Linked DNA regions of Homo sapiens: regions 1 and 2 are each linked to region 3. A link is a contact called in ENCODE Hi-C or POLR2A ChIA-PET data. All regions are on one chromosome and are shown on one strand. The core of a region is the stretch at or near the end of the contact, and the rest is flanking DNA. Distances in the headings are between cores, read along the strand shown.

What was found. A loop is a pair of places that touch in the nucleus more often than their neighbours do. ChIA-PET counts read pairs that join two places held with the same protein, here RNA polymerase II (POLR2A). Pooled maps may share reads with other maps.
Region 1: POLR2A ChIA-PET joins it to region 3 with 20 read pairs in activated T-cell. The contact joins the enhancer-like site here to the promoter of LINC00563 in region 3. POLR2A ChIA-PET finds 5 or more read pairs at or near these places in 2 of 52 experiments (OCI-LY7 and activated T-cell).
Region 2: a loop to region 3 is called in a map of natural killer cell, with 9 times the contacts of the local background. The contact joins the promoter of SLC25A30-AS1 here to the promoter of LINC00563 in region 3. A Hi-C loop is called at or near these places in 1 of 168 maps with a recorded cell type or tissue (natural killer cell) and 4 of 50 pooled maps. POLR2A ChIA-PET finds 5 or more read pairs at or near these places in 3 of 52 experiments (CD4-positive, alpha-beta T cell, CD4-positive, alpha-beta memory T cell and activated B cell).

What each region holds. Positions count from the first base shown.
Region 1 is chr13:45,327,449-45,331,138 of GRCh38, forward strand. No RefSeq gene overlaps it. Among named protein-coding and RNA genes, the nearest start is that of SNORA31B, 7.2 kb to the right of the region's middle. RefSeq lists an enhancer at 2,704-3,204. Within about 2 kb of position 2,348, at least 19 of the 41 ENCODE cell types and tissues checked have a DNase peak (open chromatin) inside an H3K27ac peak, as active enhancers do; they include OCI-LY7, where a contact is called at or near this core.
Region 2 is chr13:45,415,349-45,419,411 of GRCh38, forward strand. SLC25A30-AS1 (SLC25A30 antisense RNA 1) reads left to right here and starts at 2,814. Exons shown (of 2, transcript NR_047031.1): 1 at 2,814-3,390. SLC25A30 (solute carrier family 25 member 30) reads right to left here and starts at 3,025. Exons shown (of 10, transcript NM_001010875.4): 1 at 2,952-3,025. RefSeq lists enhancers at 2,380-2,429, 3,240-3,429 and silencers at 2,660-2,989, 3,030-3,129.
Region 3 is chr13:46,295,738-46,299,420 of GRCh38, forward strand. LINC00563 (long intergenic non-protein coding RNA 563) reads right to left here and starts at 2,107. Exons shown (of 1, transcript NR_047493.1): 1 at 708-2,107. All of the region lies in intron 2 of LOC105370194 (a long non-coding RNA gene), which reads right to left. RefSeq lists an enhancer at 695-1,894.

The DNA of each region.
Region 1 (3,690 bases), core at 1,098-3,597, 970 kb before region 3:
GGGATACGTGAAAGACATTCCAGCGTGATCTTCGTCTTTGCCACATAACAATTCTATACAACTGTGTTCACAAGTAAGTCATATCAGTGCCTCATAGCCCTGGTGGTAGTTAGGAAATCCTTCCTTTTTTTCTATCCTAAATCTCTATTTCTGTAGCACTCTAAGCCTGGATCTTCTTAGCTTCTCTCAGGAGGGAGAGGACAACACCCTTGGGTGTCTTCAGCATTCTCCAACTGCATAGGTGTTTGTTCTCCATAATGGCCTTGGGCACATTTTTCCTTCCTCCTCGCAGATGGGTCACCTATTGAAAATGCTGCGGTGCTGTCATGTGGCATCCCCAGGGTGAGGCCAGAGCGACAGGATGTCATCCGCCTCTCACCCACCTCATGAGCATTTCCTCCAGAAACAGGCCAAGAGGAAAGGCCCGAACTTTCAAGACTAGGATCAACCCTGCAATGTTTGTTTGGGGGGAAAAAAAAAAAAGAATATAGGCACACAAAGTTTCACGTGGTACAGGGAAGGTATGAGTTGCCCATTTTAAAGTGACATCAAACTGCTTGTCAACCCTGAAGAAGAATCTAGGGATAGATTAAAAAAGTTTTTTTTTTTTTTTTGAGACCTCTTCTCACTCTGTTGCCCAGACTGGAGTACAGTGGTGCAATCTGGGCTCACTGTAACCTCTGCCCCCTGGATTCAAGCAATTCTCTCACCGCAGTCCCCCAAGTGGCTGGGATTACAGGCACCTTCCACCACACCCAGCTAATTTTTGTATTTTTAGTAGAGACAAGAGTTTTACCATGTTGGTCAGGCTGGTCTCAAAGTCCTGACCTTGTGATCCGCCCACCTTGGCCTCCCAAAGTGTTGGGATTACAGGCGTGAGCCATTGCGCCCGGCCTAAAACATATTCTTTTTTTTTTTTTTTTTTTTTTGAGACGGAGTCTCACTCTGTCGCCCAGGCTGGAGTGCAATGGCACGATCTTGGCTCACTGTAAGCTCCGCCTCCCGGGTTCACACCATTCTCCTGCCTCAGCCTCCCGAGTAGCTGGGACTACAGGCACCCACCACCATGCCCGGCTAATTTTTTGTATTTTTAGTAGAGACAGGGTTTCACCGTGTTAGCCAGGATAGTCTCAATCTCCTGATCTTGTGATCCGCCTGCCTCGGCCTCCCAAAGTGCTGGGATTACAGGCGTGAGCCACTGCGCCTGACCCCTAAAACATATTCATGATGCAGTTTCCCAAGGCTACACAAAAGTCAGAGAATGTGAACAGGCATCCTGTATTTTGCAAGTCAGAGAATGTGAACAGGCATCCTGTATTTTGCACTGATTCAGAGTAGAGACCAGTATTGTAAGAATTTCTCATGGTAAAGGCACTCCTATGATAGCCTCTACTTACCAAATCAGCCGATGAGGTAAGTATGAGTTTCTGTTTTCTAGATGGAGATACTGAGGCTTAGAGAGGTTAAGATGCTGGAGTTCTCACAGCAAGTGGTTGGGCTTTTATTAGAACCCAGATTTCAAAATACCACCACTGCATAGTACTAATTCCACATGCCTTCTTCCAAAATGGAAAGAATGCCTTTTTTTCTTGTAAGTCTGCCAAATTGATGCAGACGCTTATCTTTTATTTGTTTTAGCCGAGCTAAAATAGAATGAAAAAAAAAAAAAAGAAAAGAAAAAGGAATTAGGAAGGAACATGTCTAAAGTACACATCGGATGCTGAGACATCTGGTATGCAAAGTGAGAAAAAGGTATCACAGTGTAAGTTCCTGCGTGTGAGTCCAAAATCCAACTGCACCAGTGTGTGGATGGGGCAGACCTGGTTTCAGCAGCAAGCATGAAGACAAGTTTTAGCTGGCAGAAATTCAAGACAAGTCTCCTGTCTGATATTACCCAAAAGAAGCAAATGTCAGTTTAGGCTGCATTAAAATATTATTGCGTTGGCTGGGCGCAGTGGCTCACACCTGTAATCCCAGCACTTTGGGAGGCTGAGGGCAAGGAACATGAGGTCAGGATATCAAGACCATCCTGGCTAACATGGTAAAACCCCGTCTCCACTAAAAATACAAAAAATTAGCCGGGCGTGGTGGCAGGCGCCTGTAGTCCCAGCTACTCAGGAGGCTGAGGCAGGAGAATGGCGTGAACCTGGGAGGGGGAGCTTGCAGTGAGCCCAGATCACGCCACTGCACTCCAGCCTGGGCGACACAGCGAGATTCCGTCTCAAAAAAAAAAAAAACAAAACAAAATTATTGCATTAACATACAATGTGGAAAACGAGGCCAAGCCATACCTGGGGAACTGCAGGGCCTTCACGCACTGTGGTTAAGAGGGACGGAAGTCAAGGGTGCTGAGCACTGGACAGGCGCATTAGATTCCTTTCCACTCTGGCGCTTTATATGTTGCTTTAGCAAGAGGGCAGTAACCACAAGCCAGCTGCCTGAGCTGTTTTCCTTTATCTCATGAGCTCATTTCCTTCCCATGCTTCCTGCTACAATAGTGGTTCCTCAATCCCCAGCAGGGAGCTGAAATCCCAGAAGGGTTTTTAAAATGCTGGATATTCTGGCTGGGCACGGTGGCTCATGCCTGTAATCCCAGCACTTTGGGAGGCTGAGGCGGGCAGATCACTTGAGGCCAGGAGTTCAAGACCAGCCTGGGCAACACGGCGAAACCGTGTCTACTAAAAATACAAAAATTAGCCAGGCGTGGTGGTGGGCACCTGTAATCCCAGCTACTCAGGAGACTGAGGCGGGAGAATCGCTCAAACCCAGGAGGCAGAGGTTGTAGTGAGCCAAGATTGCACCACTGCACTCCAGCCTGGGTGACAGAGTGAGACTCTCCCTCAAAAAACAAACAAAAAACCCGAAATATTAAATGCTGAATATTCTGTTTCAATAGGTGTGGTGTAGGCTCAGCACAGTGGCTGGCGCCTGTAATCATAACACTTTGGGAGGCTGAGTTGGGAGGATCTCTTGAGCATAGGAGTTTGAGACTACGGGGAATTATGATCACAGCACTTCACTTCAGCCTGGGCAACACAGTGAGACCCTGTCTCAAAGAAAGAAAGAAAGAAATTACTCTCATTCGAGAGGTACCCTCCATATACCCAGGGAAAATAAATATCCTCATCTCTGAAGACACAGAAACACAGAGAAGAATCTGAACAAACAGGCCTTGCTAAGTTCCCCCCAGTTTACCATTAGATCATCCGCTTTGTCCAATACTTTTGCACAACTGTTCACTCTTCATTAAACCAAAACAGAAAAATACACAAGCTCACCTGTTTCTTTGGGTCCTCATTTCCTTACAAAGGCTCCCATGTCACAGAAAACATTTAAAAAATATGTACGCTGGCTGGGCATGGTGGCTCACACCTGTAATCCCAGACTTTGGGAGGCTGAGGCAGGCAGATCACGAGGTCAAGAGATAAAGACCGTCCTGGCCAACATGGTGAAACCTGTCTCTACTGAAAATACAAAAATTAGCTGGGCCTGGTGGTGCGTGCCTGTAGTCCCAGATACTCGGGAGGCTGAGGTGGGAGAATCACTTGAACCCGGGAGGTGGGGGTTGCCATGAGCCGAGATCGTGCCACTGCACTCCAGCCTGGCGACAGAGCAAGACTGTCTCAAAAAATAAAAACAACAAAAAAATGTACGCTTTGCTTTTGTCGATTTGTCTTTTGTTATAAGGGC
Region 2 (4,063 bases), core at 1,564-4,063, 880 kb before region 3:
CAAGGGCTGTTAAAAAAATATTGGTGGGGGGCAGGGCAGGGAATTCTATACATTCAGAATAAATATAGAATTTTCCAGCAGAGGAAATAAAAAATTTTATTTTTAAAAATGTTAGCTGTTGGCCGGGTGTGGTGGCTCAAGCCTGTAATCCCAACACTTTGGAAGGTGGAGGAGGGTGGATCACTTGAGGTCAGGAGTTCGAGACCAGCCAGGCCAACATGGTGAAACCCGGTCTCTACTAAAAATACAAAAATTAGCTGGGCATGGTGGCAGATGCCTGTAATCCCAGTTACTCGGGACGCTGAGGCAGGAGAATAGCTTTGAACCCGGGAGGCAGAGGTTGCAGTGAGCCAAGATGGCGCCACTGCACTGTGGCCTGGGTGACAGAGCGAGACTCCATCACAAAAAAAAAAAAAAGAAAGAAAGCTGTTGGTGCCTGGCTGAATAATTTTTTTTTTTTTTTTTTTTTGAGACTGAGTCTCGCTCTTTCACCCAGGCTGGAGTGCGGTGGTGCTATCTCAGCTCACTGCAACCTCTGCCTCCCAGGTTCAAGCAATTCTCCTGCCTCATCCTCCTGAGTAACTGGGATTACAGGCACGTGCCACCACGTCCAGCTAATTTTTGTATTTTTGGTAGAGATGGGGTTTCACCATGTTGGTTAGGCTGGTCTCGAACTCCTGACCTTGTGATCTGCCTGCCTCCGACTCCCAAAGTGCTGGGATTATAGGCATGAACCACGGCGCCCGGTCCAAATTTTTTAAAGTTAAAAACAAAACAGGCCGGGCACGGTGGCTCATGCCTGTAATCCTAGCACTTTGGGAGGCCGAGGCGGGTGGATCACCTGACGTCAGGAGTTCGAGACCAGCCTGGCCAACACGGTGAAATCCTGTCTCTATTAAAAATACAAAAATTAGCCAGGCATAGTGGTGGGCGCCTGTAATTCTAGCTATTCGGGAGGCTGAGGCAAGAGAACTGCCTGAACCTGGGAAGCGGAGGTTGCAGTAAGCTGAGACCGCACCACTGCACCCCGGCCTGGGCAACAAAAGCAAAACTCCATCTCAAATAAATAAATAAATATATAAATAAATACAAAAAAAAGTGAAAAATACAAAGTAAAAAAACAACAACAAAAATGTTAGCTGGGCTAGTCACACATACCTGTAATCCCAGCTACTTGGGAGGCTGAGGCTGGAGAATAGCTTGAGGCCAGGGGTTCAAGACCAGCCTGGGCAACAGAATGAGACGACCACCTATACTAAAAAAATCCAAAACATTATCTAGGTATGGTGGTACGCGACTCTAGTCCCAGCTACTCCGCAGGCTGAGGTGGAAGGGGCACATAAGCCCAGGACTTCAAGGCTGCAGTGAGCTAAGACCATGACACTGCACTCTAGCAGCCTGGGTGACAGAGCAAGACCCTGTCCCAAATAATAAATAAAGGTTAAAAACAAGTTTTCTGAATGAAATTGTCTATACAAATTAAGAATTTCAAAGGATTCTCCCTACACTTAGGATATATGCTAAGTTACACATCCTGTCTACATTTTCTCTTACATGGTTGCTTAGTATTTATTTTCACCCACCTGACCTCATGTGTACAGCTGTAAAGGGAGGTAATTAAATATAATACTAGCTGTTCGTACTTTTGAACGCTTTCCAAGTTTCTCTTATTTATTTATTTAGAGGCGGAGTTTTGTTCTTATTGCCCAGGCTGGAGTACAATAGCATGATCTCGGCTCACTGCAACCTCCGTCTCCTGGATTCAAGCGATTCTCCTGTCTCAACCTCCCGAGTAGCTAGAATTAGACATCCGTCACCACGCCCGGCTAATTTTGTATTTTTAGTAGAGACGGAGTTTCTCCATGTTGGCCAGGCTGGTCTCGAACTCCTGACCTCAGGTGATCCGCCCGCCTCGGCCTCCCAAAGTGCTGGGATTACAGGCCTGAGCCACCGCTCCCAGCCGTTTCTCTTATTTAATTCTTGGTAAGTTCTTTCAGTTTTACTTCCTGTTCCCTTTTTAGTCTTAAGTCTTAAAACTGTAATTGCACAGCCTTTAATGTGCTCTCATACATTTATTGTTCCTTGCTGGACCGACTGCCCTTTCAATAATGCCCTTTCATGAACTTTTCCTATTTCCTATTCTTTTTAAAGGTGCAGAAGGAAAACTAAGCTCATCACAGACTTACAAAAAGCCGGGTTTAAAAGAAATCTTCGAAATTATCATCTCGTTTCACGTTAATTAACTGAGCCCGCGGTCACAAAGCTTCGCAACGGCAAAGCCAAAAGCAAGATTCATGCCTTTCAACTTTCTCACTACCCAAGTAGCACCGCAAGCCGAATCCGCAGGGCAGTGCCAACATTGTTTGCTACTCTTGCGCAGAACAAAAATGCTAATCACTGCAACTGCTTTACATGAAAGTGCACCTAGAAAGACTTCAAAACCCAGAGGTACATTAACTTTCCAGGCAAGTTCCTCCCAGCCTGTGTGCCACGAGCGATTCCGAATGTGGTGTGCCCTCTCCCACAGTGCGAAGCTCGCGGGCGCTCAGGCTGCCGTTTGAATGAACGCACGAGTGGGAGGGACGCACAAGCAGGGTTGCAAGCCCGGGGCTCGTTAGCAGACGCGGAGATGCCAGGACGGGCTTCGCACTCGGATCTGAATGACCCTGGAACAGGAATCACCCCACGCCAACAGCGATGGGGGCCCCGCGGCACCGGCCCGACCCAAGGAGGCAGCAGCCCGAGAAGCAGAGCCCTGTCCCCAGTCCCCGGAACCTCGCGCCCCGCCGAGCCCGGCCCGGCCTGCGAAGTGGAGAGCACAGGCAGCCCCGAGCACGCCCGGTTGCAAAGGAGGCTCCTCGGAAATCGCAGCCCAACCTTACCCCAGGCCCGGGTTCCAGGAGCCGCAGAGAAAGCGGGGCCGGCAGGAGGAGGCACGGGCCAGGACTTACCTGGCGGCAGCGGCCCCACACCTCCTCCAACCCGGACTCAGTTGTAACAAGAACCTGAGGCCGCTGGAGAAAAGGAAAAAATGCCGTCGCGGGCGGGGCAGACCCACGAGCCTGCACGCAGCCCCGCGCCGCCCCGCCCCGTCCGCGCAAACACGCGACCTCCTCAGCTCCCATTGGTTTCTGCCAGCACTAGCCACACCCCTGACAGCCCCAGATGGGGACACGGAGGGGCGGGGCCCGTCCCAAGTGCCCCTCAGGATCTTCCCCTGCCGCTGCCTGAGGGAGCTGCCCGGGACTCGGTGACACCTGATGTGGCCTCCGATATCGACTGGGAGGTGGAAGAGAAATTTGGGGAACGCATCGAGAACCGTGGAAAAGCAACCTTCGCAGGGGGCAACCTTCTCACGGTGCCCCCGTGAACCTTCACAGTTGGATGGAAGTAAACTTGCCCTTATTTTTTTATACCCCAGCTTTTAGCTTGAAAATATACAGATTAGCCGGGCATAGCGGCGGGCGCTATAATCCCAGCTACTTGGGTGGCTGAGGCAGAAGAATCGCTTGAACCTGGGAGGCGGAGATTGCAGTGAGCAGAGAGCGTACCACTGCACTCCAGCCTGGGCAACAAAGCGAGACTTCGTCTCAAAAAAAAAAAAAAAAAAAAAAAAAAAAAAAAAAAAAAAAAAAAGCCAGACCTGGTGGCGGGTGCCTGTAATCCCAGCCACTCGGGAGGCTGAAACAGGAGAATCGCTTGAACCCGGGAGGCGGAGGTTGCAGTGAGCCAAGATCGCGCCACTGCACTCCAGCCTGGGCGACAAAGTGATACTCCCTCTTAAAAAAAAAAAAAAAAAAAAAGAAAGAAAATGTCCAAACAGAACAAAAAATTAAAAGAACCGTACTATGAGTAGAAATCTTTACATATATATCTAATATACATATATGTAAATATTTATTTATATATTAATATATAACATTTTTAACGGTATGGCAGTGTTTGTGTTCAAGCATACCCAGGTATATTTTTGTTTTGTTTTGTTTTTAGACAGAGCCTCACTCTTGTTGCCCAGGCTGGAGTGCAATGGCACCATCTCAGCTCACTGCAACCTCCGCCTCCC
Region 3 (3,683 bases), core at 857-3,356:
CTTTTTCTCTTCTTCTAACAAATTCATCACCGGTGTTATTGTGTCAGTGCATGCTGAGAATTTTATGCAACTTAGTGTATATCTGATTATCAAGCATTCAAATCCCAACATCTGTGCTCAAATATAAGGAAATAGGTCAAACAGAGACGCCTCCTCCTGCTGCAACGCCTTTCACACTGCGTCAAAGAGTTGCATCAAACAGGATGATCAGTGTTGCAAGGTGTGGAGACCACAAACTGTCTGCCACCACTGCCAGGCACCATGTAACCTCAATTCTTCCCTGGCAAATAGTGTCTGACACAGTGCAAAAGGGCAGCACTGTTAGAAAGACTGCAGCTCTAACTAAAACTGATGATCAAGCAAGAGGAAAAAATCCGATTATCAGCTATTTTAGAGTACATTTAAATTCCCAAGTGCAATGACCCCTAAATGCAAACCATTGTTTTTGACCAGCTATGACTAAAACAGCTAAAAAGGATTGAGAAACAGCAAGAGAGAAACTATGCCCTCTAAAGAAGCAGACTTCCTGCCTTGGCTAGCTTGTGTTAGAGCAGATTCTGCCAAATAATACCACTATAAAACGTGTCTTCAAAAAAGCTGTATCTTCCAAAAGATGATGTAACAGTTGCTCTAGGGAGGCAATAGCAATGTTCAGATGAATGGTGAATTCCTTTCCTATTGCTGCTCTAACAAATTACCACAAATCAGTGGCTTAAAACAAAACAGCTTTATTACTGCACAGTTTTGGAGGTCTGAAGTCTGAAATGGGTTTCACTAGGTACAAGTCCAGGTGTCAGCAGGGGTGTGTTCCAGCTTCTAGAGGCTTCCTGCATTCCTTCGCTCATGGCCTCACTCCTCCATCTTCTAAGCCAGCAATGTCAGGCTGAGCCTTCCTCATGCTGCCGCCTTTCTGATTCTTTCTCTCCTGCCTCTCTCTTATAAGGAACATTGTGATGACATTGGACCCACCCAGATGATCCCAGATAGTCTCACCATCTCAAGGTCAGCTGATTATCAACCTTAATTCAGTCTGGAACCTCAAGTCTCCCATTGCCATGTGACATAACATAGTCACAGGTTCCAAGGATTAGGATGTAGATATCTTTGGGGGGCTATTATTCTCCCTATCACAAAAGGGAACACCAGAGTCTTCAGTTTAGCAATCTTCAAGGAATGTTGACAAAGCAAGAATCTGAGGCTTTGAGAATGTAGGTAATTTTCCCGAAGACATTCTGCAAGTAGGAGATAGAGCTGGAACATGACCAGATCTGTCTGCCAAGTAAGCCCAGGCTCATCCTCCACACGCTGCCCCCATCAGGAGGCAACCTGGCCCCTTCTACTGAATCTCTACATCAGATGGAGCCTGCATATGACTCAGCAGAAACCTCAGAGGAAATTCTGCTTCCTTCAGGAATTTCAGGGCATGGTGGTGATTGGAAAGAGTCAGGACAGTTGGCCTTTACTTCATATTGCATCACAACCACTAAGTGGCTTTGGGAAGTTTGCTAAAACTTTCAGGTTCTAAGGATCCTCGGCTGTGAAACCAGGAACTTGGACTAGATGGTGTCTAAGACATCTTTCAGTTCTAAAATTCTATAATTGAATGGTCTTATGGGTAAAACCACTTTGCTGCAGAACAGTGCCACTCAGAGCATAGTTTGTCGACCTCTGTCAGTCCAGAGTATTCGGTACCTGTCCATGACAAGATAAGGAGCTTAAGCCAAAATGTTAACCAACTACATCAGTAAGTGCACTGTTCAGTACTGCTGCCATTTGATTTTTTGTAGCAAGGCTTTCGTGGTGAAGGAAGCAGTGTGTTGATTTACTTCCTGGCATAATCTTCTTATCTCATTGCAGATTGTTAGCAAATAGTTCCTGGATGAGATTCTGAATAATGCTGATGTAGAAAAAACATTAAAGTTCAGAGGTGAATATGTGCTTAATATCTGAAAATTTTTAGAGAATGACAGCTGGTTGTTCTTGCCTCACAGAAAGGAATAGTATCCAGTAAGTATTTGTAAAAATACAAATGATGAAACTATCTTTGGGATCTGTGATAGACTGCAGTATTTCTTCCAGATTATTTACACTCTCCCTGCAAGAAAATTATACATCCAGGTCTACTGCCATGGGCCTTCCTGTGGAATACATTTCTTCCCACTATTGACATCAGACTTGGGTCCAGGGACTTGCCTTGGTTAATGGAATGTGAGCAGATGGCTTATACCATGTCTCAGCAGAAGTTTTGGAAGTCATTCACGCCTGTAATCCCAGCACTTTGGGAGGCCAAGGCGGGCAGATCACTTGAGGTCAGGAGTTCAAGACCAGCCTGGCCAACACGGTGAAACCCTCTCTCTACTAAAAATACAAAAATTAACTGGGTGTGGTAGCGCACGCCTGTAGTCCCAGCTACTAGGGAGACTGAGGCAGAAGAATTGCTTGAACCCAGGGGGTGGGGGTTGCAGTGATCCAAGAGTGCGCTACTGCACTCCAGCCTGGGCGACAGAGCAAGACTCCATCTCAACAACAACAACAACAACAAAAATCATTGCATAGTTCAGCCATGGCTTTTTTTCTTCTCTTAAAAAATGTGGGGGCAGGGAGGGGAAGGAAGGGGGTGTCCTAGGTAGGGGTGAATCTTTCAGCCTGTAAACCAGAATGAAGAAGACATGTAGAGCAGAGCTATAGTCAACCCTAGCTGACATATATTGTAAGCAAAAAATAATCCTTTGTCATTGTCCCTGAGATTTTGGAATTGTTTGTTACTGCAACCTAACCGAACAAATGCTGGTAGAACAATTTGTATTCCTTTGGGTATATACCCAGTAATGGAATTGCTGGGTCAAATTGTAGCTCTGTTTTTAGCTCTTTGAGCAATCACCACACTGGTTTCCACAATGGTTGAACTAATTAACACTCCCACCAAGAGTATATAAGAATTCCCTTTTCTCTGCAACCTCACCAGCATCTGTTATTTTTTGACTTATTGATAATAGCCAATCTGACCAGTGTGAGATGACATCTCATTGTTGTTTTGATTCGCATTTCTCTAATTAGTAGTGCATTCTTCTTTCTATTAGTAAGTACAACAAAGTTTTTACCTCAATAGCCTCATGGCCCAGTCAGGACTGCTTTATCTCAAAAAGCAAAGCAGAAACTACAGCTATTATGAAGTCAATGACAGTAGCATTGTTTACCCCCAGGCAAATAGATTTCTTATTGCTGAGAGCATACCCACCTCCTCCAACACACACACACACACACATACAGGATATGGATTAAGTTGAATGGTTCAAGTGTTTTATGTTTTCATAGCCACACTCCACTTCCAATAACTTACAAAGTCCTGTCAGTTCTACCTCCACCTCTTACATGTCTCTCCAATGTCTCTGGTTCCACTGCCACTATTCCATTCCAGGCCATCATTATCTCTCATCTGGACAATTGTGATAATTTACTAAGTGGTATGGCCATATACATCAACTCTTCCCCCACTCTAGCTAGCTTGCTATATAATTCTACAAAAGTCAGGGCTGGGCATGGTGGCTCATGCCTGTAATCCCAGCACTTTGGGAGGCTGAGGTGGGCAGATCACGAGGTCAGGAGATCGAGACCATCCTGGCTTGATCTCCTGTCTCTACATGGTGAAAACCTGTCTCTACTAAAAATACAAAAAATTAGCC